Linked DNA regions of Homo sapiens: region 2 is linked to region 1. A link is a loop called in an ENCODE intact Hi-C map of the cell type or tissue named here. Cell type or tissue: PC-9. All regions are shown on one strand. Links, peaks and the distances in the headings refer to the core of each region. The heading gives the core; the rest is flanking DNA.

The links. A loop is a pair of places that touch in the nucleus more often than their neighbours do. Peaks named below come from ENCODE experiments on the same cell type or tissue, not always from the same donor. Only the 100,000 strongest peaks of a DNase experiment are listed, where the experiment ranks them.
Region 2: it touches region 1 in a loop (8-fold over the local background); 8 of 110 quality-filtered maps call a loop at or near these places.

What each region holds. Positions count from the first base shown.
Region 1 is chr12:80,937,173-80,953,816 of GRCh38, reverse strand. It overlaps LIN7A (lin-7 cell polarity scaffold A), which reads left to right and starts at 15,883. Exons shown (of 6, transcript NM_004664.4): 1 at 15,883-16,176. The coding sequence starts at 16,095. RefSeq lists a silencer at 16,546-16,644. In PC-9, for the core only: a CTCF peak has its summit at 7,051 (motif pointing right); no DNase peak of the experiment used is centred there.
Region 2 is chr12:80,402,262-80,418,905 of GRCh38, reverse strand. No RefSeq gene overlaps it. Among named protein-coding and RNA genes, the nearest start is that of PTPRQ, 34 kb to the left of the region's middle. In PC-9, for the core only: CTCF peaks have their summits at 6,157 and 6,358 (motif pointing left); no DNase peak of the experiment used is centred there.

The sequences.
Region 1 (16,644 bases), core at 5,695-8,194:
CATGTGTTCTTATTGTTAAAATGAATTCTTAAGTAGGGATTTCAGACCAAGAGGATAAAGAAGTGCAACAGAAATCTATCTCATTCTGAAAATAACACATTTATAATCCCTTCAATGCAATAAGGTAATGCCCTCCTGAGAATATCTCATCTGATGGAGATAATGATGTTACCAAGTTGCAGGAAGATATCTTAATTTAATTTATTTTAAATTTTAAAATGAATTTGGATTTTGTATATCTAGGAAAATGAATGAATGACTCATTGTTTTCATAGAGATAAAAGAAAAATTCCTCAAAATCACCAATAAGCCTATGAACAAATATAATTATATATGCTTGCCATAGAATGTACTCAGACTTATAAAAAATAAGTTACAATTTTAAATAACTATTTTGTCAAAATAGACTTCTTTCCCAAAAAACTTAAGTGAGGTAAGCATTCAACAGTGATTTTAAACACATACATGACATCAAAGCTTACTAATTTAATTTGAATGGTTCTTTCACTAAAATATTCAATAACATATGTAATCTGATGGGTTTTTTTTCAGAGCTCTCTTCAAAAGGTGAAGACACAAAGCAAAAGTAGTTTTGTTTATTCCTCTTTAAAGAATGATTTTTTGCATTTAATAAACATGAACATTTACAGTTCACAGAAGGTTGTTTCATTTTTCTTTTTGCTATCAATTCCCTCAGGATTTGTGTAAATTCTTTCCAAATTTAGTAATGGAATGTCTCAGAAAGTAAAAATTTAGAAAGGCAATATTAATATTGATAAAAGAGATGAAAGTAAAAACAAACATAGATATGGAAAATTTGAAGGTGAGTATAAGAAAGAATAAGTAGGTGAGAAGTAAAATCAGACTAGTAGTAAAATGCAGATGTTCTTTAATTTACATAAATGTTAATTTTCTGAATTAAGAAAGAAGTAAAAAAATAGTATAGTAATTTCAAGCCTCAAATTTAAAGACGTCAACCTGGAGTTGATGAAAGGTTAGATAGTAGTACCCTTGACATATAATTATACTATAACTCAGCTCTAAATCACATTGCAAAGAGGAAGATTCATAGAGAATTGGAAAGCTGCACATTTGAAGTCTCAAGTTCTTTCATTACATGGAAGAAACATCTATAGTCATTGAGAGGAGTGAATCCCAAAGGGCTAGAGAACTACTAAAAAAGAAAAATGACTTGTCAGATGATAATTAAAATTACCTGCAGGTTTAGTATTGTTGGTGTACTACAATCCCAAGCATGCCACAGAGACAGCTGGTAAAACACTTCTTTCCTTACAAAATCTATTTTTCCATCAGATTACTTGTAATATTTTCCATGGAACTATATTTTCAACTTTATATTGAAAATGAATAGGTGAATGACATTGTCTTTATTTTTTTTAATGCCTTGAAAGTCAATTTTATGACATATATTTCTTCAGTAAACCAAAGAGAGAGGGGAAGAAAAAAATTCACACATGGATATAAATAATAAGGGAAGAAAACCTAACAAGTATTGAGATGAAGGAAAATTGAAAGGAAAAAACATAAATGCTGCAATTTTATCTCCACTTTTTCTCCTGATAGATGTTGAATACAACAATTAACCTGGCACTAACCTCTACCCACACTTCCCATTGACTCAGTGGGAGCTCTTCACAAAGCTACAATTATGAGCTGCACATAACACAAAATTGTTAACCTGCTCATTTACCATCTCTCTTATTCCCTAAATATTTTATCTCATTTATTAATGTGAAAGTTCCACTGACATCAAATGTAGATACTCTGTTTCAAGAATTATATCATGTGCATACATCCCACATGATAATGGTAGATAAATCCCATGTGTATGTTTAATATTTGTCTTACACACATCTTTGTCTTATATTTCCAGTAGTCTGAATCAAAATGCCAGTGATTATGTACTAAAACATTATGATGCTAAAAATCTATGGGGCAATGTAATCCACATAAAGACCTGAGGGAAGGGGGAAGAACTTCTTCCCATGTGATAATATTCTGTCATTTCTATAGGCTCCATGATATTTACATTTTCTTTAGGCTTTGTCTCTTATTGTAAAATTGGGATTAATGGTAATTATAACAGAACTGACATAAATGACGCAGTGTATGCACCACCATTTAAATCTCCATAGCCATTCTCTCTCTTCATCTAGTTCATTGTTCTCAAAACATTTCAACTAAATGAATACATCATCATTTCAGAACTCATCTTGAAATAAATAGGTATCCTTAATAATTCCCCCAAAGCTTCCCAGAATGAACCTCTCATCACTGATGTAGTATCAATATTTTTTTATATCCTATTCCGTCAAAATCTCTCATGCTTTTTTTCATTATTTCATTGTTGTTCTTTATTTACAAGTCTGTTAATACTTAAGCCATCTTGAGACTTAATTATTACCATGTTTTTATACTACCTGGGATCAGATAAGCTACTATAATTAAAGGGTATTCACAAAAGAATACAGTTATACAGTTATTTGGGGGTATATAAAGGGACACTTTAGGAAAGGTGTGGGATGTTAAGAAAACGTGGGTCTTCAGAATTTTACACTTAGGCCACTGCATACTTTCCTTTGTATACCATTGATTTTTCTACAGTCAGACTTATAAATCTTCAAAAAAGTAATGTTTTTTTCATTTCTGCCATAGCGAACATTGAAGAAAATTGTATGGAGGGCCATCCAGCCAATGAGTCAAGCTGTAGTGTGGTGTGAAGGCCTGTCTCCATGACCTGAGAATGAATCTCTTCTCTTCATATTAACATAGAATATCATTAGTTCATGTGGATAATTTTGTTTGACATTCTGTAATTATACCTTTTTAAAATTCATCATCATTTTTCTATAATAAGTTTTAATACACTGGCAAGAAGGACCTCCTGTCACCTTCCTGCTCAAAAAGCTTTAGACTGAATGAATCTTAAGCTCCTTAAGGTAACTCTCAGAGCCCCCTGTGGTATCTTTCTTTTCCCTTTTCTACCAGCTTCTTTCTACTTTTCACAGGTTTCCACTTTCCTTCATGTCTCCCATGTTCCAGACAAGTAGACTGTTTCAATAATAAAACACATACCATCATTTCCTGAGTGTACATTTAGACATTCTGTTTAGTTCAACTGAAATGTTTTTCAATCCTACCTCCACCTAAAAACTCTTCTGTTTTAAAAGATCCAGCATAAATACCACCATATTCATGAAGCTTTCCATGTTCCATGTAATACTGTGTTCATATCTCTTATATATGGTGGTGCTTACCATGTCCTACCCTGTTTTGCAGAGAATTGTGATAAATATTAAGTTCCTGTAGGGCAAGGGCCACATTTTATTTATTTTTTTCTTGTAAATCTCCATAGAACATAGTAGATAAAACATCTTGTACAAAGTGAGCAGTTAATAACTGTAGTTGAACTGATTTTCCATTGTAAAATGTATTTTAAATGGAGATTATTTGCTGGGCAGTATATTGTTCTCTTACTCATTCTTTTATTTATGTATTTATTTATATTTTGGGACAGGATCTTGCTCTATTGCCCAGGCTGGAGTGCAGTGGTGTGATCATGGCTCACTTCAGTCTTGACCTCCTGGGTTCAAGTGATCCTCCTGCCTCAAACCCCACCTGAAGGAGCTGGGACTACAGGCCGCACCACCATGCTGAGCTAATTTTTGTATTTTTTTTTTTTTTTGTAGAGTCGGGGATTCACCATGTTGTCCAGACTGTTCTTGAACTCCTGGGCTCAAACAATCCACCTGCTTTGGCCTCCCAAAGTGCTGGGATTACAGGCGTGAGCCACTGTGCTGGCCTTCTACTTCTTTTATTCACAAATATTTATTGGGTATCAGTAAAATGCCAAGCAATGAATATGCAGTGGCAAACAAACATTGTCCCTCTACTTGTGGAATTTACAATCTAGTGTAATAACACAGTGTAGTATAAAGGGCACTGGACTGGTTGAAACTTGGACTTCAGTCTCAGCCCTGTTCCTCACCAACTAGGAATAGTGGGGCAGTTGATATAATCTCTCTGGGTCTCATTTCATTTTCCACTGTTGGTTAAATTTGATACTCGTAATGAGTATCAAATTCCATTATGGCTCAAAAATGTTTTCATATTTTGTCTTGATTCTGGAGCAACATGTTCAGATGGATGCAACTTGTTCTATGATATATTTGTCAATATCAGGGCTGTCTTTCTTTCTTTTCTTTTCTTTTTTTTTTTTTTTTTGAGTTGCTTTCTCTCTGTGTGCACCAAAGACAGAATCAATGTATATGGGTGCATAGTAAGTAACATCAAATAGAAATAAAGAAGTAAAAATCAGCTTCAAATATTTTAGTAGGCCTAGAATCATGTACTAAACATTAATCATAAAACAATATAGAATTAGCAGTGTATTGCTTTAGAAAAATGATGGCCACATTGGAAAATCCTGAACAGGAAGTTTCCTGGAGTCATGAGGGTTTCCTCCATCCACGTTTACTCAGTCAGGCAGTCATGATGGGAAAGATCATCTGCTCCAAATCAGTTCAGTGCTCTATGGAGAAATTGAGGCCACTAAGCAATAGCCGAACTATAGAGTATTACGCATTACTTTGAAGACTATTAAAAGAAGTAATTCACAAAGCTACTCATAGAGTCCATATTTTGGCATTTAAGAGGATTGAGAATGGAAGAACCTATATGGCCAAGGCAGTATCCATCAACTCAGGTGAAGCAGATCCTTCAAAAACTGATTAAACCTGGACCTCGATCCACTTTTATTAACTCTCTCTCTCTCTCTCTCTCTCTATATATATACATTTTATTAACTCTCTCTATATATATAACTTCTATATATATAACATATATATACACATTATATGTATATAACTTATGTATATCACTTATATATACACATATATGTGTATATATGTAAGTTTTATATATATATACACACACACACACACACACACACACACACACACACACTTAAAAAAAGAAAAACAAAAAAAACCTCTATGCAATATTTATTTCAATACTCTGTACTCTTCTCAGACCTAGTTTGGTCTCAGTACATGGCTTTGTTTCTTATATCACTAAATCCAGGGTCTTTGTTCAGGTTGGCTCTTATTCTCTCAGCAGCGCTTGTGACACAGCGCCCATTTCTTTTGTATTCCCTTGCTGTGTATGTTATCAGTCTCTCTTAGTTTTCCTTCTACCTCTTGTTTCTCCTTTCCTGGATCCTTTTCCTTTATATGAACTTTAAATGTAGGATTTCATCAGGGTTTAGTGTGAGACACTCCCCATTCAGTAGTCTTTCTTTGTGTGGTTTCCTCCTCTCTAGTAATTTCAATTATAATTCAAATGGTTTCCAAGTTTATACCTCTAGTTCAGGACTTTTCTTAGCTACAGACTCATAGTTCATCAATTATGACATAACCATTTTGACATCTCAAAAGTGTCAAACTTTGATGTCAAACTTCATAAGTTGAAAACTAACTTTTCTTCCCAATTTTTCCTTCAATATTTCCTACCGCCATTTATCCATTCATTCATGTCAGAAGCCTAGGAGGCACTTTTTAATATTGTGTCTCCTTTACCACTTGCATACAATCTTACCAAAGGCCATGGGTGTTATCCTTCAAGCATTTCTGGGATCCATCCACTTCATTGAATTTCAATTCCATCTTTGTAGTCCAAACCACTGTACTTTCTTACCTGGATTGCTGAATAACCTCTTTAATGGTCACTTCTAATTTATACCTGCTCCCTGCACCCTGATCACTCTTCACATTGCATTCAGATATTAAAGAAAATACAAATCTCTTTATTTCACTTACTCTGCTATTTAAGACTACTCCCATAACTTCCCATTTCTCTTGGGATGAAATCCAAAATCCCTCATGTGGCTTTCAAGACCTGTTATTTTTACCTTAGCTTGGCAGACTCTCTGGTTCTGCTTCCTTAAGCCACATTGACCTTTCTCTCTGCTTTTTGAAAGGGCCAAGTGCTTTCATGCCTAAGGTACCCCATAGGGTACCTGATCTTGGAATGGTCTCTACAACCCTCACCTTTGCTTGGTTAACATCTAATACTCATTCTTCACATTATACCGTAAGTGTTACTGCTCTGGAGATATCCTTTCTGAATCCCAGATCGGTTTATGTACCAGTTACAGGCTTTCTCATTGCACGATGTACTTTCCTCAATTGCATTTATATTATTGAGGAATAATTCCTACAAATACCAATAATTCCAGTTGGGTATTGGTGGTTTTGAAAACCGCTCAATGTTTAGTGCTTAGCACAGCATGTGGCACTTAGTATCAACTAGACATGAAATTATAGAATAAATGAACCAATCTCTCTCTCTCTCTCTATTTCTCCTGAAGCAAATGTCTTTCATAACCACTCCAACATTTTTTCCTAAGCTTTAAAAAAGCACCAGTAAGATTTCTGGAGTCTTTAGAAGATGGTGCAGGAAGTAAGGAGTGTTGGAGGAAAGAAAGAAAGGAGCTTATGATGGTGGTCACTGTCCACCATGATTTCCTAAATATACACACCCACCCATTCTGCTCCTGGGAGGCCTTCACTTGTTTTCTCCAAAGACAATAAAAGCAAGCATTGTAGCTGCTACTGACTTATGTAAGGCATAATGTTTTCAGTTCGGTTATTGTTCTACATCCATCTTTTTTGTATTTTCTCTTTATTACATGATTATTTGTGATGATGTATGCCAGCAACTTATTTGCAGAATTCACAACTGACTTCAGTATAGAAGTTCAAGAATGAATGTTTTTGAATGCACATACATATACACACACACACCCCTAAAGGAGAAAACAAAAAGAAATTAAAATTAAAATACTATTAGTCTTCGGAGACAGAAGTTTATCATGATGTTTCCTACATAACTACAAATTTGACGATGATTGTAGTTGCAGTATAGAAGATTTTCATGATGGTTCCCATATAACTACAAACTCGACACTGATTGTAGTTGTAATAAAGATAAGGCCAGTAGAGAGCACTATATGCACTAGCTTTTAAAATAGTCTTTGCATTACTAACTACTAATAAAATTTAATGAAAGAATAGTATTTATTGTTTTAAGTTGTACTTAGCTTTTTGATTCAGTTAATAAATCAACATGTCATTTTATTTGAAAATGAAAGTACTTAAACATCTCTGTGTTTTCATTGTGTTCCTATACTATTTCATTTAATGGAAATAAAATGTTCAATAAAACAAATATCTAAAAGTGGCTCTACTGTACAGCATAATGACTACAGTTAGTAATCTATGTATTCTTGACATAAGAGAGTGGATGTAAAGTGTTCTCATCACTATAATAATAATATGATGAGTTAATACATATGTTAATTAGCTAGACATGTCATTCTGTGATGTATATACTTAAAAACATCATGTGGTACATGATAAATACATACTTTTTTTTCCTAGTTGGAGTCTTGGTCTGTCACCACCAGGCTGGAGTGCAGTGGCGCGATCTCGGCTCACTGCAACCTCCGACTCCCCTGTTCAAGCAATTCTCCTGCCTCAGCCTCCTGAGTAGCTGGGATTGCAGGTGTGCACCACCAGGCCCAGCTAATTTTTGTATTTTTAGTAGAGACGGGGTTTCACCATGTTGGCCAGGATGGTCTGTATCTCCTTACCTTGTGATCCGCCCGCCTTGGCCTCCCAAAATGCTGGGATTACAGGCGTGAGTCACTGCAAAAAGCGGTACTTTTAGGCTTTTAATTTTTATCTTCCTTCAGACATATATACCATTTGTTTCTTAGTAGAAAATTATTGTCATGATCTCTTGACTTACTGAATAGTCAGCTGGATAGTGCATGATACCACGTATTTCAAATGGAAAAATTGTCATCAGTCTATGGTGACTAGTTTTTTGCTTTTAATCACTTTAGGTTTTATAAATTCAATTAAATATGACATTTTTATAAATAAGTGGTAACAAATGGCATATGAAAGAATGCATGCAATGAAGCAGGAATAAATCCATCGCAGGTATTATAATCTGGAAGCACAAAATTGAAAATGGCCACATTAGCACTGGATTATTCAAAATGACAAGGTCATAATTGAGTGGAGTTCATGTTTATAAAGATGCTATAAACAAGACTGATTTTCATTCATAGCCCTGTTTGAGATAGCAAAAGCCTAGAAACAACCGGAGAGTACACCTATGACAGGCTATTTTAATGAAATGTTATGAAGTAGTTAAGAAGAATTATATAGATCTATATGTATTGATATGAAAATATCACTAAAATAAAATAAATAAATATGCAAAATATAGTGCACAGTAGAATTCTACTTGGAATTTTAAAAAGATATGTGCACATGTAATATATGTTATATATATTTCATACAATATATGGTATTAAATATACAAAAAAAATCCTTCTTAACATTGATGACTTGTGATTGAGTGGGTTTCTGCAGTACCTTTTGAATTGTTTGACATGTGCATTGTCTTATGTTTAAAATTCCAAAACAAAAACTCTTGTAAAGGAAAGAATATATAAGATATATAAAAGAGTTAATAGTTTGTTTGCTTATCTTACCTTGATAAAGATGGCAGAGATTTGCTTGCTGTCTCTACTTTTTGGGGATTTCTTTGATTTGAGGTCTAAATAAAAATATTCAGGTTGGTTTACCACAATTAATCTATGCAATATTCTGGGTGACAGGAGCCTTGAGATACTAACATAGAGTTAAAACCATCTTCAATTGCCTCGTTTGCTCCCATTCTAGTTAAATCCCTAAAAGACTACAATAAAGTCACAACTGGATTTATTATGTGAGTAAATGCTTAAAGCAATAAGCAAAATTAAGAAAACTTTAGAAGAGGAAACTTCTCAGAGATACTGCATTTCAGGAAGTGGATCTGCCTTGTGTAATGGCATAGACTCAGGAATGGTATAAGGAGATTACAGGGTCAGAAAGGCCCACCTGAGGGGCAAGAGTGTAAGAGTTCCTCCAGGACCAGAAAAGCCAGGAAACCACAGAAGTTGAGAGTAAGGAACTCAGTTTTAGAGGAGCATAATTTGATCCTCCTAATTAGTTTTGAGAAAAGGGCACTCTATGTTTTAGGCTGGGCCCAGAAAGATGATATTTAAATATAAACTAACTAAAATTATAGCATTTTTTGCTCCAAATTAGAGCATTGGAGGATAAAACTAAAGAGAGTTTGGAATTCTCTACTGAATGTGCTGTCCATGCTAATTGTGCATTTAGCTCTTAAACTTGCTAATTACTGACATGTATGTTTCCCAGCACACTTAGAGTAAATTCTGTTACTAGCCCCAATTACTGTTCAGTGTAAGAATGTGAAGAATTTGAAGATGGCCTGTTCATCTGTTTCTTCCTAATATCTTTCATTAATTCCATACTACCAAAATTAGAGATAAATTTTGCTGGTGGAAGGAGTAAGTTAAGCTATATTTAAAGGGATAGAAGTCAGATATTGAGGTGCTCCTCAAGAGAAAGCCATTTTAACCATGTTTTAAATAAAGCCAGCGTCCCAAACAAACAAGTCCTAGCTATCATTAATGTCCTTTCCAAGTATCAGGTGGCAGTGTTGTCCCTTCACCATGGTAAGATTCCCCAGCCACACTGAGACTCTATTATATTCATTTTGCCCCTCCTCTTTCTTTAGTTTTTTATGAAATTCCTTAGATTCCTTTTATTTTATAAAAATAAAAATGAAATAAAACACATACAGGAATGCAAAAAAAAAAAAAAAAAAGAAGAAGAAGAAGAAGAAGTTCCTGGTCTACTTAGCAATCCTCTGATTCAAAGTTGCAAAGAGTAGCTCTCTCTGCTCAAAGGTAAAACATTCTCCTATCTACATGCAAGAAAGTAAATATTTCTAAGTTTCTTCTGGAAGTCAACATAAATTGCTTCCAGAAAGTCATCACAATCCACACTTACCTTTTTTATTTCTGTATCCCTTTAACACATATAAATTTATAGTATTGTTTATTATTGATATATCATTTTGTAATTAATTTTATGCTTTTATTTTCCAATTGTTTTGTAAACTCCATAAAAATATGAATGTCTCCTACTTCTAACTCCATCTCTAGTCCTGTGTCCTAGTCAGTACATACACATCAAGTGCAGTGCAGATTTGTTATTTTAAAAAATGTTCTATTAAGTACAATGTGACTTTTTCCCTGACCACTCTAAAGTAACCTCTTTCCCTGCTGTATATTTCATCACAACATCCTATTTTATTGTCATCATATACTTTGTGGTATGCTGGTAAATGTTTAACAAGTGGCTCTCTAGAGGGAGAAAAAAAAATTGGAATAGAGTATTTACCAATCCCAATGGTTTAAATACTGCCACCATGGTCAATCAAAAGATACCAATGTGATATAACTGAAAGTGATGTTGAGACAAAATGCACATTATTGGGTCTCACATACAGTGTGAATAGGCTTCAACACATCAATGTTCATGATAATCAATATCTAAGATTATCTGATTGAATGGCTAATTTGTATTTTATCTGTCTCTCTTCATCAAAACTAAGTTCCAGGCACAGAATAGTGCCTAGCATATTGCAGGTGCTTAATTTGTTGGACAAAAGCGTAACTTTTTACTCACTGTTAAATATATTTAAAATGTTTAGATGACAATGGTAATAAACATGTTTTTTAAATTGTTAAAGTTTGTGAGTTCTAATAGTTTAGAAATATCATCTCCTGAGCAAATGTGAGAAGAGACTGCTTTACTTTTAAAAATTAGTTTGTTTAATATTTCTTGTATTTCTAGACATTCGCGAGAGATGTAAATATGAATTTGGGATGAATAAAGAAAAACAAAAAACTAAGCTTTGAATTTAAATTTCATTATTGAAAGATCAGTCATAACTTCTAACTGTGAAAACAGAGAAGTGTTATTTCTTTCGGAGAAAATAAAAAATAATAATAATTAGAATTTCCTTTTTTTTTTTTTTTTTGAGATAGTTTTGCTTTTTTTTTGCCCAGGCTGGAGTGCAATGGCGTGATCTCAGATCACCTCAACCTCTGCCTCCTGGGTTCAAGCCATTCTCCTGCCTCAGCCTCCCGAGTAGCTGGGATTACAGGCATGCACCACCATGCCTGGCTAATTTTGTATTTTTAGTAGAGACGGGGTTTCTCCATGTTGGTTAGGCTGGTCTCGAACTCCCGACCTCAGGTGATCCACCCGCCTTGGCCTCCCCAAGTGCTGGGGTTACAGGCATGAGCCACCGCGCCCACTCTTAGAATTTACTTTTAATATTTTAATTTCATCCGAAATATTTTAACATCTAACTCTGAATTAGTAACTCTTCATTCTGAAGTTAGTAATTTTTAATGCAGATGCTATGATACAAATATTTTTCTTAGCATAGATTGTATTCATACATTTTATTGTATGGTTGGCACAAAGAAATTAATGAAAGGTTCATTGTATTTCTGTTCATTAATTATATTACCTTCCACCACCTAACTCTCAATAGCTCTATTTAGGCTTGTTTTTTTTTTAATTATACTCCAAAATGAACTGCCGATTTTACCCAAATACACACTGTGCCTGCTTCCTCATCCCTGGCTTTTCTCTCCTGCTCCCTATAAGGCCATTCTCCCTATCCCTGTCTTTTGTAATTCTGACATTATTCTAGATCTAGTTTAGTCATCAATTTATTCATTCTTTGCACAATACTTAGTCACTAATTGCTCTCTTTCTTGTTTGTTTATTGACTTTCTCTTCCTTAGAGAATACAAGCCAAGTGAGAACAGGAAATTTTTCTTCTTCACTGCAATACCCCAATGCCTAGTACAGTGCTTGGCATATAGTCAGTATATTAAGTGTTTGTTGAATGAACAGACAAATAAGTAGTTATCAAAAAAAAAAGATAAACTAAATATAGTAAGATATTCTATGATGGTTTTAAAAAATAAACATTTAAATTTCAAAGTATTGGTTGGCACTTCATCTTAATCTAGTGCTGTTTTGACAAAGCTGTATGAATTAAGAAAGATAACATGTTATCTTGAATCAGTCAAAAACAATTTCTAACACCCAGGCTGAAAGAACTCCAGTTTGAAGGTGCTATTTTCTCATATGAAACTGTGCTCATTATACTTCATTTATAATCTAACTAAACACATTTCCTTGGTATGCTAATGCTCTATGCAAACCTTCTCTAGATTTTGTCATATAATTTTTAAAAATTCAATTAAGTGAAACCGACCTTAACATAGCTTTGAATGATTTTGTTAAGAACAGATTTTATATATCAAATAGGCAGTTGTTTAAATATTAACCTATATGTATATATAATGGAACCAGTATCATAGTTCTTTTGTCCTTTGACCTAACTTCCCTTCATCCATTCCTCTCTCTATGTCTCAAGCCAACACACACACAAAATAAAAGAGAGAGAGAAAAGACATGTGTGTGTGTATATATACATATAATATATCATATATATGTATTAAATATATTTCACATGTATTAAATACATTAATATTATATTAAAATATATTTATAATATATATTTATATCTCTTAAAAATATATATCTTAATAGATATATATTTATATATCTCTTAAAAGATTTTATAACCATATATATACTTATCTGGAATTCTGAAATAAAAGGCTGAAATCACTAAATCTTCAACAACATAGAATAAAGTGTGATGAGGCCCAGCGTGGTGGTTCATGCCTGTAATCCCAGCACTTTGGGAGGCTGAGGAGACGGATCACTTGAGGTCAGGAGTTCGAGGCCAGCCTGACCATAATGGTGAAGCCCCGCCTCCATAAAAAACACAAAAATTAGCTAGGCATGGTGGCGGGCGCCTGTAGGCCCAACTATTTGGGAGGCTGAGTCAGGAGAATCGCTTGAACCCCGCGGGCGAAGGTTGCAGTGAGCAGAAATCGCGCCACTGCACTGCAGCCTGTGCGACAGAGTGAGACTCCATCTCAAAAAAAAAAAAAAAAAAAAAAAAAGAACAAAGTGTGATGTTTCTTAGTGGAAAGCACAGGAGATTGTGAAGCCAGGTGCTACTATTCTTAAGCAAGTTGTGTAACCTCTGTGAGCTTCAGTTTACTTATCTTCAAAACGGCATAAAAATACCTACTTCTCTGGGCTGGAAAGAAAGGGAAAGAGAGACCAACTTAGCACCAAGTCTGGCACATATAAGTGCTCAATAAGTATTTATTGAATTAGTTAACTCCATGAAAATATAGTTACCATTAAACTAAATTTCTACATATCATTTAATGAAAGAGTGTAGTGATTTTGTAACCAAATAGCTAAGATAAAAGCATAATTACAAATATTTTAACAATTCTCAGGTAAATACACAGCAAAGCAACTGGCATGTGACTAGATCAAGTATATCCCTGCATGTCTCAAAACGAAATTCACAAATATTATTGGAGAGATAGTATTTATTCATAAAAACAAATTCTAATGGATAATGAATTTTTATTAATTTTCTACACCTGTGTAGACATAAGCTAAAGGGAATGAACTTTCCACTACTAAAAATAATAACAGATGAATTTATGGTGATTTATGCTTCCTTTTAATTTCTCTTTTAATCTTGATTTAAAAACAACAACAACCCTACAGAGTCAACACAGAGAAAGAATGACAGAGCAAATTTCAAATAGGAAGCTCAAGGCAGAAGTCCAGAAATATGCTATGAAATGTTTAGTCCTGAGGATGCATTAGGAAACAAAAAGACAAAGAAAACTCTACCTTCACTGACACCACAATCAGGGATTTGTGTTGGAATGGGTACAATTTATGACTTTTGGGCTGATGAATCAAGCTGCTTAAATACATATTCCCTAATAAAGGATGTTGTAAAATAACTACATTAGAAGTCAAGGGATTTGTATGTTCTTTTATCCTCAGTTACCGAGTGAGGTTTAATAACTTTGTGCAAAAGCTTGTAACACACTCTGGTATCATTGCGCTCATCTCAACTTCTTTCTGTTGCTTAATTCAGGGCATGTGAATAACGGTAAAAAACCAAAGTTGTTTTTGCAACCTCTGGCCACCGAGGGCACTTCCTTTTAATAGTGCTTAGAGTACTGCACAGAAGCTTATGGTTTGCTCACTGTCTCCCAAGCAAGACTGGGCAGAAAGGGGGCCATCTCATTAATCTTTGCATGGTTAGCACCTAGCACAGAGCTTACCACACGGTTCCAGGGGATGTATGCTTGTATAAATAAATTTGTATATTCTTTACTGTTTTCAAAGCACAGTCACATGTATGACTCCATTAGACCCTCATAAAACTCTGTGAGATTGCAAGGTAGAATTAGTTTCCTCATATGACAGATCTCTGTGACATTGAATGATATTATTTCCATTGTATGACAGAGGAGGAAACAGGATCAGTGAGAGATTGTGTGACTTCCGAAGAGTACATGACTAAGACTCAAATGTCAAGATCAGCATTCTTTCTTAAATACTAAATAAAAATAAACATATCGAACTACTATTTTAGGTTTGTTCTTAGGGTCTGTTAAGTCTATATATGGCCAATCATCTTTGGCTTTCCCACATTGGTGAAATGTTGTTTTTTAAAATTCAATTGTAGACTATAAAATGAAAAAGACCTTCAGAAATCCTATCTGTAATCAGAAGAAAATGGCATCAATTATATGCAAATATTTTGCTATAAAACAGTATCTGCCTTTTAGAGTTTATTGTTAGCCCAAACAATTCAGCTCTGTCACAGGAAACAAGATGGAGGCAGCTTTGTCATTTCCAATCCTGCACCCACAGTCACCCCTATTCAGCTTATAGAAGGTTTCTTTATGTTTCTTGATTTCGTAGTCAGGAAATGAATCCCTACTATGACAAGATAGTGAAAGTAGCCTTTTTATTGGGGCGAAGAGGTCACAGCCAGTATTTGAAGGCTCTCGTAATTTAATCCTGATCAACTGACTCTAAAGTCAGGTTTTTAATAACACCATCTCCCACTAGATTACAGGCTACAGGAAGTCGGAGACTAAATTGAACTCCTAAATCAAGGCGTGGCACAAGGCAATGTAACTCTTCTATCTCAATTCCTGGCATATATGTTAATCAATCGATAAGTGGCATCTCTGAACCACTGGTTAGAAATCAACATGAAAAGTGCTAGGTACATATTTTTCAAACGTAGTCATAGACAACCAAAATCAGTTTGGACATTAAGAGCAAAGTTTTTGTTGCTGGGTGGGTGAGGGGGAGTGGGGCATGTTTACAGGATGTGGTATGTAAAAAATTCGGAGAAAATCTGAACACTGTACTTGTTTCTAAGCTACATTTACTGAATTGGTAATGTATTAACAGTGGCTTGAAAAAGAAAAACTTAGCGATAGAAACTTACCTACACGTTTTTTATTTTGAAGCACTTTTAAGAGGTTTGCCTTTTTTTTTTTTTTTCTCCAGGCAATATACTCAGGTCCTAAATGAACATCTACTGATGGAACGCTGGCCTTTAGTCAGTTATCTTTATATGCCGTTATAGGTCAACATTCCGAAAAACTTCAACAGAAATTAACTGCAAATGTAATTACATCCCAAACATTTCTGATAATGGAAGCATTTTCTCTCTAAAGGGGATGGGATTATTGGATTGGCAATTTCTCTTAATCTGAGAAAACTCATCTCCCACTCCCTTCCCCATATCCCCTTTCCATCCTCTCTCTTCCCCTTATACACACACGCACCCGCATGCACACACGTATATTCTGACCATTTTATTAGAGTGGAAAGTTGAAAGGAAGCAACCCGCCAGCTACACCCACCCAGCGCTCCTGGGGGTGGAATAGCAAAGTTCTAGGGCAGAGCCTTCCCTCCCAGAGCCCGGCGATGCAGTCGCTCTCGGATACCTGCTCAGCTCCGCACCGCAACTGAAGATCTGCCGCCGCGGAACAGTTGCGTCTCCATCTGGCTACCAACCCACCCAAGCTTTCTTCTCCACCACCACCACCTTCCTTCCTTCCCCCTCCTCCCCCTCCTTTCCGTCTTCCCTCTCCACCCCCGCCCCCAATCTCCTCCTTTTTTTCTCACTACGAGCGGTTGCTGATGCTGAAGCCGAGCGTCACTTCGGCTCCCACGGCAGACATGGCGACATTGACAGTGGTCCAGCCGCTCACCCTGGACAGAGGTAAGGGAGCGGCTCGCTCGCCAGGCCACCGCGTCCCCTCTCCCCTCCTCCCTTCCCCGCCTGCCAATTCCCAACGGGACATGGGACGCGCTCAGGCAGGAGGAGAAGGGGAACGAGGACGAGCCAGGAAGGCGTTCGCGCCGAGAACAGAACACTTTCTTCCCCTTTCTCTCCCCGCTACGTTCCCGCTGCCCCTTCCCACTGTACTCGCCCCGCCGAGGGGACGCCTCCTTCTGGCTCTGGGGTCCCCGCTGCCACTCCCAGCCCCTCGCCGGGTCGTCTCCGGTCCTCTGGCTTTGTTGGAGCCGCTGCGCGGGGACGGCTATAGGCGCCAGGGGCTCGGGGTTGGAGAGGGGCAGAGAGCAAGCTCGCCCGGCCAGAGCCCAGAGGAGACCGGCGAGGGAGCCGCCTGTCAGCTTGCTTGGCGCAGGGGCCCGGGAGGAAGGAAGTTTGTCCAGGCGCCGGAGG
Region 2 (16,644 bases), core at 5,091-7,590, 530 kb after region 1:
AAGTATGGCTTAAGCAGGAATTAAAAGATCTTGGGATGGTAAATGAGTGACAAGTATAATCATAGAACCAATTCACTTCCATGTTCTTGGGCACTGAAGACATTTTCTAAAAAGAGAGGTGACTTTAAATAGGCATGGTCTAATGTAGGTTCTAAAAGTATGTAAAAATCAATGTCATCCCCTCTAGTGAGTAAGCATGGGATTTTCGATCATTTCCACCTGTCCTAGAAAATAAGCCAAGCTGTGTCATGCATGACACTATAATCACCAAGGCTGGAAAGGTGTAGAATAGGACAGAGTTCTGTCTTGTCTTAAAAATTATATCCTGATCTGGAAAAATCATATGAGAAAAGATTTCACAAAAAAAAGAATAAAAGAAACATATTGCCACATACTGGCGACTTTCGTCAAGTTTCTACCTCGGACTGTGATTTCTATCCTTATCCGCTCTCCTGTAAAAGCTTTATCAAAAGAAGTGGTAAGATCAGGGGCTATACAAGATTTTTTTTTCAGTATGAGGTGAACTGAACTAGGCCAATTTCAAAGCCTTTTATTATAGGCAAGGTAGAACAAAGTCTGAGGGATGCTCCTATCATAAAATGTATTCTCCTGTGTCAAGAGGGGAAAAAAGGAAATTCAAACACCAACTCTCCAATAGTTCTTTTTCCCTCAAGAAAACCTGGGTATAGTTAATTCCTCCAACAAAGAGAGATCACACAGACTGCTGAAATGGCTTTACTTCCCACTATGCATGGCCATAGCTCCCCAAGGCCACCACTCCACTCCTATTGAGAAATAAAAATCACAACACACACTGTCATAGCACTTATTTGGTGCCAGGCACCAAGTCCTTAAATTACATTACTTTCATAAAACAGATAAGATTATGATTATTATTCCCATTTTAGAGAGAAAGAAGCTGAGGACCCAAAGGGCCTGAGTGACTTTGCAAAGGATGTAAGAAGCTGCTAAATCATGGAGCTGGAATACAAACCCAGGCAATTTGTTTCCATGGTCTGTGCTCATAAGCACTGCCTTCTTCCTAAGGGCACATTTTATGGTTCAGGTGCACAATCATAGCTAGAGATCAAGTTCTGCTGGTTATGTTCAGGACAAATTAGAGAGAGGCACAGACAGATAAGTTTCAAAGGGGAAAGGGAAAAAAAAGTATGTGTAAATTATATTTTCTTCTACATGCCCATAAAAGGCAAATGCCTCTCTTGCTTGACTATTTCAAAGTATATGGCAGAGAGAGAAATACAATGTGGTAAATTATATGTATCAATAAATATCTGTTGAATGAATGCATGCAAAAAAACTTGTTCCTATGCACCTTGGGACAGGTTACTATTTGCTTTAGGATTTTTGAGGCAATACAAATGATGCCTGATAAATAATCTGGTGATGCTAAATCTGATAGCAAGCCTACGAACTGGATAGAACACCCACGAGAAATAGTGGAGTGCTTGAAGGAATTAAAGATAATTACCCACAGGGAAAGAAAATATAGGAACCAGGGACACCATATGAATGTCTCTAAACATTTGCAGCCTGTCGTGTGAACCATAGATTGGGTTTGCTTTGTGATGTTCTAGAGAGTAGACTAGGTCCATGATGGGGAAAATTTTGGAAATGAATTACAGAAGCCCTGAATGACCAGAGACACTGTCCTGGGAATTATATATCATATGAGAGCATTGGCAAGATCTCTGTCCTAACTTCAAACCCCAGAATGCTATTCTTCTTAGGATTTGCATGTTAATATGTGTTTCTGCATCCATGTTGAATACCAGTTTGACAAACAATTGAATTACATAGAGCTAGGAACTCTATTTAGGCTGGAGATACGCAGCTGAACAAGATTTCACAAGAGCTCTAGAAACAGAGGCAAAACAAGTTTACATTTTAGATGGCAGATGGATGAAATATGCTAAGTACCCTGGAGGCAAAGAATTATGAGGCTTTTGATTTTGACCTGGAAGGAAATTTAGAAATAATATATTAAATGTCTCAAGTTTTTGAGAAAGAAAACAGACCCTGGGATAACATGGGGACATTCTCTAACCTCAGACTGCTAAAACATGAACTAAGGAGAAAAATCATTTTCCAACTTCACAGTTTACTCCTACTGCTATGCCAATAATTATTTAGTGGGTTGTTTTATAGGCATTAAATAATTCTTCTTGGTAATATCTCTTTCTTAGTTTTCTCTTTTATAACTACTTCTTATTATAATTATCTTTAGGTAGTTTTCTTAGAAATTTAAGCATGGAAGTTCCAGACATAAATTTAGTTTTAGTCTTTGGATGATAAAATAGGAAGATCTAGCACTGGTTGAGTGTGGACATTATCATTGCATAATTTTTTGGACCAATTTTTTTTTTCAGCTAGAATCACTGTAAGGTCCAATAATTTTCTCTTCTTCAGTGTCATCACCAAGCACCCAAATTACTCAAGTTAAAAGCCTAAGTTTCTCCCTTTCTTCATTCATCGCAAGCAGCCCATCTTGGACTTCCTACTTCCAGGGATTAAATTATCAATCTTGAATCTATTCATGACTTCACTTGGATCTGATATGGATTTAATCTGAATGTAGATCTCATGGCCATCTTGTGAAGGTTCCCACTGAAGAATTATATGGTCTTCTCCCACATCTTCAGGTTTTACATAAACTTTCTGAGGTGGATTAATACCTTAAGTAAACAAATAAATACATACACACATCTTAGCTTATTAGTTAGCATTATTCATGCTATTGAGTGAAAATAATTCAATATTAATGTTCAAAGTAAATTTTACAGTTTGTTATGTCAACATGTCTTGAAAAGCACTCAAGTTTTGAGAAAAGTGTATTCTTATTACTATGCAAAATTTATTAAAATGGTTAAATGTAAAAATTACAAGTCAAGGGGAAACAAATATAATCCTCAAGTGTTTGGCAAATTCTTCATACTTTCAAGAGTGCCATCAGAGTAATGTTCCCATTATTGAGATTATTCATGTTTTAATCAAATATATATGGGCACCTACCAAGTGCCAGGCACTCTTCTAGGCAGGTAGAGTACATCAGTAAAAACTAAAGATCCTTGTCCTTATGGAGTTCATATTCTAATAGGTGGAATAGATAATAGCAATACATAAAATAAGTACGTATGTTATATAGAACTTCAGAGGTGATAAGTGCTGCAGAAAAAGTAAAAAGTAACCAGGGTGAGGGAGATGAAGAGTGTGGTGGCTTTAAGGAGGAAGTTGTGGTATGAAGTAGGGATTTCAGGGCAGATGTTTTTCAAAAGATAGGGTTTTCAGCAAAAAGGTGAAGGAGATTGGAGAGTTAGACATATGGATTTCTGGAAGAAGAGTATTAAAGCTGAAGAAACAGCTAGTAAAATCCCTAAAGTGGGAGCTTATCTGGTGTGTTCAAGGGTGGAAGGAAAGCTAGAATGAATGAAGGAGAGAATAAGATGAGGTCAGAGGCAAATAGAAAGCCAGTTCATGCAAGTTCTCAAAGGCGTTTGCTCCAAGTCAAATGGGTAGCAACTACTGAGTTATATGCAGATGCATGATCATTCCTATTTTTAAAGACTCACTTGGGCCGTGACATTAATAACAGACCACATGGAGGGCCAGTGGTAGAAATAGGGAGCCAGCCCAATAATCCAGGTGAGGTGGAATGGTTGCCTGGATGAAAACAGCACTCAGGGAGGTGGGGAGATATAGTGTGACTCTGGATTTATTTTGAAGACAGAACAAACAAGATTTCTTGACAGGTTGGGAATGGGTTGTGAGAGAAACAGAAGAGTCAAGAACAACTTCAAGGCTTTTGACTAAACAACTGGATGAATAAAATTACCATGAACTGAGAAGGGCTGTGGATAAAGCAGATTTGGGTAGAAACACCTGGAGTTCAGTTTTGGGCATGTTAAATTTAAAACATCTCATAGATAACCAAATGAGCAATAATGCATACGCAGTTAGATGTTTGAATGTGGAGTTTGGGACAAAAGTCTAGGCTTTATATAAAGTTATATAGAGATATAACTTTATGAGTCATTGACATATAGATGTCTTTAAAGTTTCAGAGCTGGTATTTATTATAAAACAGTTGTAACTTTATACTACTTTTCTGATTTTTGAAAGGTGTGATATTTATTAGAAATATAGAGGAAATTAGCAGGTTATGCTCACTGTTCATGCATAATATCATTGGAGAATCTTCTTGATACTTTATAATAATAACTGAAGATGATACTTCAGCCTATTTCCTTGCACCGTTTCCTTGAATACCAAGCCTTCTGATTTTTTTCCTATCATACAGTTTTCTGGAAATTGTAAATGTTTTCCTTATAGTATTGTTTATCCTATAGTATGTTTTTCCTGATCTTTTAATAGTTCTCAGCTACAATAATCATTAGTTCATATCTCTAAGGATAATTATGCAATTTTAAACTTTTTAGTAGTTTTACTTTAAAAATCTTTAAAGAATTCTCTATGATTTTTATAGTTTGCCGAAACTATTATTTGAACTTTTATCCGTTTTAAAGTTGACTTCTTTATCAGTACAATTTAATATCACATTTTAACTTCTCAGGAAAATATTCTGGGTGGAACCCTTAGTCTGCATCCCATATCTTAATTTCACAAAACTGTAGCTGATGTTTAAGTTAATTATTTATGTAAAATTATCAGAAAATGCCAGAGTAATCCAATTAGAAACACTATCCAATAAGATTCCAGGGTGAAACAACTTCAGAAAATTATTCTTATATTCTTGCAAAACCTAAAAATCTATTTAAACATTTACTGCAGTGGAGGACTTAGATGTAATCTACCGAATGCCACATATAAGCAGAGATTGAGGAAACGCTGGGATTTGGTGGGTCTGTGATAGCGCTGAATTTGCTTACAAAATTGTCTGTGCATGTATTTGCATTTTCATAAGAGTTAATTTTTTTTAAATTCTCAAGAGGCTCCATGACCCCAAAAAGGTTCAGTGTTACTAAATAAAATATACTCCAGAGTATGTATCAAGGGTGTTCACATTCTGTGCCTAGCTTACATTTTCTAGACTCTCCCTACGTGCCCCTCTGTTCTCTAGCCATTCCTAATGTTCAAATGTTAGTGTCTTCAAAAAGGCTTCTCTAGCTTTCCTAGGTCAGCTTTGTTGAATGTCTTTTCTCTGTCCTTTGCCTAGGCACATGCTGCTTGCTCTACCTGCAGCATCTTTCTGCCTCCCTACTGTCACCTGCTGGCTAATTTCTACTCCTTCATGATTAAGCCCATCACTTACCCATGACCATCGGCACCCTGAGTTTGGGCTAACTGATCCTTCTCTATGTTCCCATAGTATCCACAGCATAACTACTCTAATGGCAATTATAATGCGGCACTATCACTGTTAACTTATTTGTCTCATTCTTACTGAGACTAGGTCTTCTTCATCTTTGTATCTCTAGTGCCTAGCTCAGTTCCTGATACTGAAAAATAATTCATTGAGTGAATAATGAATGAAAAAAAGAATAATTCCTCAAGCTTTAGAGAGTAAAGGAACACTGGATTACTAAATCCTGGACATGCACTGGTATATCAGCTTACAGTAAAAATACACAGCAAATGACTCCCCAAAAAATTAAAAGTGCTGATTCACATTGTACCTTTTATGAAATAAATAGGTATATTTCCTAGAAGATTTTAAGTCGACTTCAAAATTAATAAATCTGTGAGAAATCCTCCTAGTCCATCTGTCAATTAAAAATGAAAGCACCTTCCTAAAGTGTAAAGGACCCAACAAACCAAGCATTTGCCAATGGAAGGATACTTAGTCTGAGTTTGGAGAAGAGAAAACACCTGCTACTATCCAATTGGAAAAATATTTTTATTAGGATTTGCAATACTGAATACTTGTATGTTAAGCATTGGTTTTTAGTAAGCATTAAATTGTATCTATTATTGTTATTATTTTCAAAGAATCTTAAATATTCCCAATAAGTATAGGAAGGTTAATTAATCTATATCTGTGCACATGCAGGTTTTCCATTCCACCTACTTCAGCTCTAGGGTGTTTAAATTTTAGCTGTTGAAATTCCAAAGAACTTTGCACACTGCATGTCAAATACACAACACACACTACACTTATAAGAATATATTGCCAAAATGTGCTTAATTATGCATTGTTTTGTAAGATAATGTTTTATCTTTTTAAAAATACGTCCTTATATTTTATGGAATAAATAGAATTATTAATTAAAACAATCGATTACTTTAATGATTATGTTCTGGACAAGGATTCAAAAACTGCTATGTGGAGGTTAAGAGGAGGGTAGAAATGCATTTGCCAAAAATGCTAGTATGAGACTGCCCCCTAGAGGTCAATACATTACACAGTGTGAGAAAATAAAGAACCAAGTAAAACTGATTAAAATATGCAGACCTGTTCGTTGGGTCTAGTGTTACTAAAAAAAACTGGGTGAACTAATATTCATGTGATAATTTGTTTATCTTATGATAAATAAAGATAAATTTATTTTCCACCCAAGGCTATGACAAAAAAAGATGTCTTCTAGGGACTTTGGTAGAAAAAAATGCAGATTGGAATAATGTTTAAAGAGCTCATGTAAATCTAAATAAATTTAGTATTTTTGAATACATGCTTAGAATTGTGATTCAACATTCAAAAACATGTTCAACTTATTTGTACTTATGAAGAATCAACATAATTAAATATCAGCAAAATAATATTTTGAAATATGCAGTTAACTATTTCTTTTTATTATTTTAGATTTTGGGATAAGTGTACAGGTTACATTGATATATTGCATAACGGTGAAATTGCACAGAAACAGAAACTATCAGTTTAGAATTTTTTAGTAGAAGGCAATACGCAGCCATGCTTACCTGTAATGACTGAAAGTGGTTTCTCCAAGCAACTTAAAGTTCCTCTTTCTGCTACACTGAATAGATATACCAGATAATGATGAAAAGACTTGAGGTCTCCAACTATGGTTGCTGTGTTGCGTTTTTCAACAAGCACCTCTTCTGATGTATTGTTTTCAACATCCAAAATAGTGATAAGGTAATGATGAAAAAATACAGGATCTGGAGGATCCCAGTGTAAAAATACTTCTGTTATGGTAACATGTGTAACTCTGAAATTTTGGGCTGACAAAGGGCCTGGGAGATAAAGACAACCAAAAAATATGTTGCTTAGTAACATGATTTGGCAGAATACTCTCTCACTTCTCAATATTTCCAAATACTCTAGCTTGGAAAAGAAACAAAAACTGGGGGTGAGTCCTGGCTCTTCCACTTTATAGTTTCACTCCCTGAGAAAATTACCTACCCCCTCTGACTGCAAAATGGGAATTACATTAGTAGGTACCTCATAAAGCTTTTGTGAAGATTAAATGAGATGAAGAACGTAAAACACTTGGCACAGTGTTTGCCACACGCTATTGTTCAATAATTATTTTACTATTCTCACTACCAAAACAGTGTGCATGGCATTTAATGGTCATACATTATATATGTCTCTTACCTCTTCTGCCTTGTCAGACTAGAGGGCAGAGACTTTGTTATTCACTCTTCGTTCTTATTATCACTGCAACACAGGCACTCATCCTTTTACAGAACTGTTTCCCTACTCTAACCATTTCATCCAGTGCCAGTGATTGTCCTAATTAATGCTTCCAGATTAATTTTCTTATTATAGTACCTTGCACATGGCGTCGAAACTATATCCATCCCCCACTCCTCAATATACATGTGCTAACACATTCTTGATTCTTTCTCTAGGAGCAACAGCTCAGGAGTTACAATAAGACCATCTGGGTTCTTGTGTGGCTTGGTTGCTTAACAAAGCATGTTACTCTAGTCAGTTTACTTAACATTCCAGAAGTTCAGTTTTCTCATTTCTATATAGCTACTCCCAGGGTTGAGGCAAGGACCGAATGAGATAATGCATTGAAAGTGCTTTGTAAAATGTAAAACAAGTGCTAGAAACTATAGTCTTAATGGATTTCCATTGCTTCTAAGGTCAAGTCCAAGCATCTGAGACAGATACCCCTGCCACTCCCAAGTCTGGCACCATCTACCTCCCACACTGATTTTACCCTCATGCCCAAGGAAATTATCTTCTCTAGTCAATCTGCACAAGTCTTCTTACACAAATTCTTATGTCTGCACTGCTGCTCCCAACATGCTTTTTCTTCATTCAAATTTCAGTCTAAGCCTCTCCTTTCCATGAGTCTTCTCCTGTCATCTACTGTATGAATTCAAGTTAGCATTTATTAAATGCACCACTGGTTGGATATTTAGGTTATTCTTTTGCTGTATAGTTTTGTTTGCTTTTATTTTTATTCTTTACTAATTGTCTCCAGTGTGAGCCTATTAAAGGCAGGGATGCATAGCTGTCCCTTTCCTGCTCTCAGCACATATCGGAAATACAGCTCCACAAAAATTTATTGATCATCCCCTATGAGGTAGGCACTACTCTAGCTGGTACTGTAAGACAAATAAGACATAGTTCATGTCTTCATGAGGTTTGTAGTTTAACAGAAAAACCAACGCATAAACAGATTGATTACAAAATTATTACTCTTATTATTATTATTATTATTTGAGACAGAGTCTTGCTCTGTCATCCAGGCTGGAGTGCAGTGGCATGATCTCAGCCCACTGCAACTTCTACCTCCTGGGTTCAAGTGATTCTCCTGCCTCAGCCTACCAAGTAGCTGGGACTACAGTTGTGCACCACCATGCCTGGCTAATTTTTGTATTTTTAGTACAGACAGGGTTTCACGGTGTTAGCCAGGCTGGTCTCAAACTCCTGACCTCAGGCAATCCACCCGCCTAGGACTCCCGAAGTGCTGGGCTGACAGGCGTGAGCCACTGCACCCAGCCTAAAATGATTAAATACAGAGGTATCTCCAGAGTTATATGAGAAAATACCAGACCCTCATAAAATATCTGCCAATGACAGTATTAAAAATTTTTTAAATTATATTTTCAGGTGTCTTGTAACTTACGTGTTTCTACAGTGAATATTGGACTTAAAGTAGTTTTTGCCTCCCATTCATTTATTGCGAAGAGTAAAAATCTATAAATATGACCAGGAAACAGTTGGGTAATTGCTTTTTCTGTAGTATTTGGGGGCATGCTTTCAAAATATTGTTCTTCTGTATAATCTAAAGAATATTTAATGATAATCTTATATCCCAATTTCACCCACTTATTCAAATTATTCCAAAAATTCAAATTATTCCAAATAATACAACTTCAGTTGTTCCAACATCCTTTATGTAAAGCAAAAAGCTTTCCTGCAGAGAAGGTACTGAAAAAATAGAAAAGATAATTATTTTTAATTACAAATTATAATTCCATAATGAAATAAATAAATTAAAATTAAATAATAAAAAGCTGCATGAATATAAGAAAGAATAATAAAAATAATTACATTCATATTCGCAAACATATGGCAATGGAACGTAACAGAAAAATCTTGTAAAGAAATAGTTTGATCCAGTTGCATTTTGCTGTAAAATGTAGCAATGTGTTTCATTCTTGGATAGCAATGAAAAAGAAAATATTTCATTTTTCTTAAGGCCAAAAGATGATCCATCTGCCCATGTAAGAAGACCTTCTTTCTGTAATAAGATGAACAAATTAAGCCAATTAAAAGGAAAAGTGTGATATCTTCAGTCACTGCATTTCAAATATGTGTATTTGAAAATTTTAATAATCATAACTTCATTATAAAATTTTCTAAGATTTTAAAATTATCAACCAGTTTAATATTTTTATGTAGATTTCCTTCATGATAAAGCAGCTGGAGCCAGGCCAGTGGCTCATGCCTGTAATCCCAGCTACTTGGAAGGCTGAGGCAGAAGAATCGCTTAAGCCCAGGAGTTTAAGGCTGCAGTGATCTCTGCTTCAGCCACTGCACTTCAGCCTAGGTGACAGAGGAAGACTTATGTCAAAAAAGAAAAAAGAGAAGGAGAAGGAGGAGAAGGAGGAGAAGGTGGAGGAGGAGGTGGAAGAGGAGGAAGGGGAGGAGGAAGAAGAGGAGGAGGAGGAGGAGAAGGAGGAGGCGGTGGAAGAGGAGGAAGAGGAGGAGGAGGAGAAGGAGGAGGAGGAGGAAGCGGAAGAGGAGGAAGAGGAGGAGGAGGAAGAGGAGGAGGAGGAGGAGCAGGAGGAGGAGAAGGAGGAGGAGGAGAAGGAGGAGGAGGAGAAGGAGGAGGAGGAGAAGGAGGAGGAGGAGAAGAGGAGGAGGAGAAGGAAGCAGCAGCAGCAGCAGCAAGAGACAGAGTTGACTTTCATTAACTCATTAGCCATATGTCTTCAGGCGAATTGCAAATCTCGCAATAAGCCTCTATTTTCTCATCTGTAAAATGAGTATAATAATAGAAACTACATCTTAAGGTTGTTGTAATGATTAAAGAGGCAGTACATTCAAAGGCTCAACACAATGAGGCTCAGAGAAAATATTCATTAAATGTTAGTTATTTCATTTGAAATCATCAAATAAATTGCATGCGTCAGGAGAGGTTGTTGATACCTTCCTTCTAAAGGATGTCCTTGGTGAATGTCACCAACCCAATTTTCACAAGTAATAAATATCTGTCATATATCTATCCTTCTTGAAAGGGGTAGTTGAAAAAAAGTATAAGCTTTGACAAAATACTCCTGCATACTAATTATATTTCTGACACTTAACTATCTACTCTTGGGCAACTACTAATCTTAGAAACTAAATGTTCTTGCCTGTGCAATGGAAATAATCATGACTACTTTGCATAGTTGTCAATAGTTTTAGAGAGTATGTTTATAATACAGCGAATACATAACACCTCCTTAAAAAATAAATGTAATACTTACAGAGATAATTAACACTATGAAAACAGATACTATGTCTATATTTTGGTCATCAGACCATCCCCAAAATCAAGCACAGCACCAACCAAGCTGCATGGGTAAGAATTAAAGAGACCTGTTTCCTCTGGACATTTTAAAAAGATTTTAAAACAATGCATTCAAATTCCACCTAACAGAATGAAGAAATACTATTTCCTCAAAAAGTCTGCTTTATTACATATGTATTGTTGTAGTTTTAAAAATAGGCATATGATCAGTGATAGTATTTCAAGTGATTAGGGCATGAGAGTTGGTCAGACAGATATAAATTCAAGGCCTGGAATGGGCATTGATAAGTTATGTGCCCCAGGATCTCTCTAAGATCTATTTTCCTGTATAAAATGGGAATAATGATAGCACCTACTACAACTATAAGGTGAAAACTAAATGAAGGTTACCTATGCAAGCATCCCAAAAGGAAAGAAAGAGACTATTAATCTTTCATTCATTACGTTCCTGTTGAGTACCAAACCCCAGTTTGAAGCCAGGAATGGAATGCTGAATAAGACACACTCTCCATCCTTGAAGTCCAGTAACAATTTTGCACTTATTCAGCACAGATTTACTTAAAGGAGTAATTACTTTCTGAACCTACCATGGGGATTATGATGTAGCAGGTAACTTTGATGTCAACCTCAAAATATCATGGTTAAGGGTAGCATCTGATGCATGTCCATATGGGCAAGTGAATCTCCCTGTGCCCCAATTTCCTAATATATCATGCTAACAGTAGGAAACAACTGTATGTGTGTGTGTGTGTGTGTGTGTGTATATATATATGTGTGTGTGTGTGTATGTATATATATGTGTGTATATGTGTATATATATACACAAATATATACACACACAACTATATATGTATACATATATAGTTGTGTATATACATATATATATATATATACACACACACACATTAACTGGTCTACTTGCTAAGAAGAGACTGGCATGCTGGGAGAGGGAGTCTGAGATGTCTAAGATGAATTGTGATTTAAGGAATCTTTATTAGAATTTCATTCATTGCCTATTAAAAGATAAAGAAAACTCAATAAAATAATAATTTTTAAAATGCAATTAAGGATTCCTAGAGGTTTTCCCAAGCTTATGCAAAGCTCCACAGGAAAGTTGGCATCAAATTGGTAGGATCTGCCTTAGTTCACTATAGATAAGGATATCTCAAGGAGAACATATTTATCTTTGAGTGCCAGGAAATAAAAGTCAGTGGATCATCAAGAAGAAAACACAGACAGACAGAGATGACTATGTTAGGTCTTGAGTTTCTCTACAAAATGCTGACCAAATGAAGTTTCATGAGACTTTCCAAAGTGTTAGGAATGTTGAAGAAAAATGTTACACACTCCTGATTTCACTAGTGTTAAATAAAATCTCCAGATCTTTCTGTATTGCTTTTAGTAAAATTGAGCTTCACAAGACTGATGTGTGGAGTGAAAAGAAGAAAATGGAAAAACACTTTTCATGTTTTGGGGTTCATATTATTGCACTGTTTGCAGAGATGAGGAATAAAGGAAGTGAAACAGGTTTGATTAGAGGGAGAAGGCAAGTTCAGTCTTGGCAATGTTACAGTGTCTGCAAGAAGTGCCAGAGGGATAATCAGAAGAAAATTAGATATATGTCTGGACTCATAAGAGGAAAGTAGACTAGATAAAGAATTTAGGAATAATTGGTGGTTCAGGTGATAAATTGAGTGAAGAAATGGATGAAATCACTCAAATGAACTTAGAAATGGTCTGGGGAATACCAAAATTAAAGGAAAATTAGGTTTTAAAAAAGATGCCTAAAAATATATTAAACTGGGTATCTATAGAAAGAGAAACTGTATTGAATTAATGAAGGAAGAAATCAATGAATAAAGAATGCATGAATGAATATAGATAATAAAGTTTCATTTATCACAATATATGTATTTCTTTACATTTACTGACCTTCATATCATTAAGACCAGTCCATATTATTATTTGATTGTTTGACCTGAGATACGAAAATACAAAACTTTTTTCCTCTTCATTTTTTATATCCACAAGGTGTGCAGAACTTAAGGATAACTTACAATGTTGCTGGGCTATATTCCATGGCTTACTGTCATTGTTAATTCTATAACAGTTATTTTTTAATGCTGCCCATCCTTGTGAACACGATCCTACCAAAAGAAAAATCCCCTGTTAAAGATGAATTCAGTAATATAACATTTCATAATTATATTTCTTAATATGTATACAAGTTAATTATGAAAACCTCATAGTATTAAGTGTGCACCTTCCCTATACTACTTTCAAACCAATAAAAATATTAAAGCTTTGTTTATTAATCAAGGAGCAAATAAACTACCACCAATTAACATGGTTTTTTAAATAGCTGTAAGAATTAGTTATGCAGAATTATTGTCCAATTATAACTTTATTAAAATAAAAAACGATGTTTTTCTTTCTAAAGAAAACCTTACTTTAGATTGCCTTTCTTTTCCCTTACTTTTGTATTGGTAGCAAACTTTTTATCACATTTCAGGTTTCTTTTTATTTTGGAGTACTAGACACAATGCTTGCTAAAAATTTTGCTCTCAGTCACTTGACTTCAAAAGTGTTTACCTTCCAGAAAAAAAGCAGGAATGGCTGCTTAGCGTTATTCTCCAAGATTATGTACCACAGAAAGACTGGAGAAAATAGCAGCCTGTTCAGAGAAAATATTGCACATCAGTTCATGTTAATATTCTACCAGTGCCTCAACTCAACACAGTAGGAATATGTGAGAAAGTTCTGAAGATCTTTTGTCTTTTTTTTTCCCCACAGGAGAAAGGACGCTTAATTACCTTATTTTATTTTTTCTTCCTATTTGAGTGTTTCTATACTTCACTTGTACAATACATGTGTTGTATCTTTTTTATTATTCCTGTAGGGGATATTAAAATGACACTCTCAGACCGTCACAAAGAGTGTCCTGCCCTCATCAGCTATCTATGATTCTGTCCCCTTCTACCTGTTCCCACCTTGTGGAGGAAAGACATGAAACTAGGAAGACCCTAAAATTGAACACATTCACCTTTCCCCTAAACTTTTCCTAATTGTGGTCAGGTCTGATCATAGATGAGTAACAGAGAAGCTTTAAATAGGATGAAAGATCAGTGTGTTTGTAATATATTGTAATGGATCTTGTAATACCTGAAAATGAGACTGTTTGTTGACTCATTAAAGTAACCTAAAACGCTATGGAATTTGTATGACTCTTTGTCAGAGTAAAGAAAAAGAGAACCCACTTGGGTTTAAAGGAAGTGCTGGGAAGAAAATAAAGTTATTAGGTTGGTTTCTACCATTACTCCGCTAAGTCCAGCTTGTTCAATAATCAGTCAGATACCAGAATGATATAGTCAAAAAAGGAGACTATGCTAATTTGATTACAAGCAGCCTGCAGTGATTAATACTTGGCCAGATCACTTTCTTTTGAAATACAATATAACTGCTACATTATCTACAAAATATATAATAAATATATAATGAATGATGAACCAAATGTCTATATACCTGTTTCAACTTGAACATCCAGTCTCTGAAATATATTTATGAAATCCAAGTGTAACTGTTTAAATTCAAATGTGAAAGCATAAAAAGCTGCAGGTTTTAAATTACCCCACTCATAAACCATAACATTATTTTGCATAATTTGTGAATAATTATTGAAAGATATTGACACTGATATATCTTTGGAAGAGGGCACACTCCAGTTAAAAGAAATACTTGTACTTGTTGCTATTGTTTTAATATTGCTAGTTGAGATTCCACCTAAAAAATCAGGGAGAATAATTAGCACAGATTCAAATAAAATTGAATGAAACACAAAGGATATTGAGTTACATGATTCACCATGATGAGAAAACATTATCTACCCATAAAATATTTTCTAGACTATATGGGAGTTTCTTCTATTCTACATAGAATGAATGAATTAGATTACAGAACCACATTATATTTTTTACATAATCTGGATAACACGTAAAATCTCCACTCTACCTATCCATTCACACTAGTACACATAAAATGCCAAAATTTAAAACTATATTCTTACCTCAGTTTATAATTTTCTTTAAATTCTGAGATTTACATTATGTAAAAAATAATACTATTATAATTTTACAGTACCATTTTATACCTGTTAATCATTGTAAAATTTAAATTATCTGGTAATGAAAGTTTACATAGTTGATCAACATATACATTACTTACGAATTTGAAATGACTTTTCACTTAAAATTTGTCCATATCTCATGGACTGTAAAATGATGTGATAATCTTCATTTTCCTTTAGTGTTATTATTAATTTCTGACATCTTTGTGGGTCTGCGAGAATACTTTTTACATTCTGCAAATAATTATATTCATCTGCTTAAGAAATGTTTATTGAACATTATCTCTAAGCCAGGCACATTAATTAAAAATTTGACTTTTGTATATCTCCTTCATAAAAGTAGTTTTTCAATGTGGAATATAAATATATATATGAAATGTTTATTTCTACATAAAAGACATTTTTTAAAGAATTATTCTCCTTTGGTATATAAATTCTAAAAAGACAAATAGTCATTCCTATGAAAAAGTTAAATATTATTTGATCATCTACTTATTAAAGATATTTCAAAAAATGCTAACATTTTATATATTAATAAAATAAGAAACCCTGATAACTATTAGGTTCCTATTTACAATGTGGCACTTGGTAACACCAGATTTACACTATGCTTACTTTTTATCAGAACCAAGAAAAGATTCCTTACTCTTTGAGCAAAATCATTAACAAGTTGATATTTTAAAAAATAAAATTCAGGATTTCCTCCCTTAGGAAATTCATCCCATTCAATAAAAACTTCTGTTGTTTGTTTATTCATTGGTATATAATGAAAATGTTTTGAGATCTAAAATGGAAAAGCGAAGAAACTGTAAAAAACAGTAAAAATGCATTCTTGATTGTTATTTTATAAGCAGATTTATTAAAATGACACCTAAAATACATGAAATTATAATTTTTAAACATTTCAGCAGTATCAGTGTCTACACATGAATTACTCTGTCAGTTACTCTATTTATAAATATAATTTTGAAAATGACTTCAGTAAAGCAAGTAAAATAAGAGCATGGAAATTTAAGATCCATGTCTCTCTAACTAGGAAACATTGTATCCCTGGGGTAAGGGACGAGGCAGAGACTCAAAATCTCAGAGAAAACATGGCAAACCCTCCTGGAGTGCCAATTGTGAACCTTGGGGATAATGTCTACAAAACTGAATTATTTTGCAGACATTCTTGACAACACGTTTGCAAAGAAAATACATTTGGGTACAAAATGTTTGACACTGAGTCATTTTAGACCCTTATTTCATCTATGCATAATGAAAATATTAGCAAACAAAGTAAGATAGACCACAGAATCAGAGACCCTTGATGTTCCCTCAATGACAAAAAAATTTCAACTTTCAAAAGAATATATGTATCAAAATTCCTACCAAAAACAACTCTGAAATGCCTTATTATACTCTGTCTTCTTCCCAAATTCTGATTTATCTCCATGATTATCTCCAACACAATTTTTAAGCTATAAAAATACATATGTGAGTGACACCTAGCAAAGAAAATTTTTTTTCTTAGGTACTAAACCTGATATTTAGCATTATTTCCCTTCAGTATACTCCTTATTTTCCAGAATGATAGATTCAATGCAATCACATCTTGCCCATTAGCTA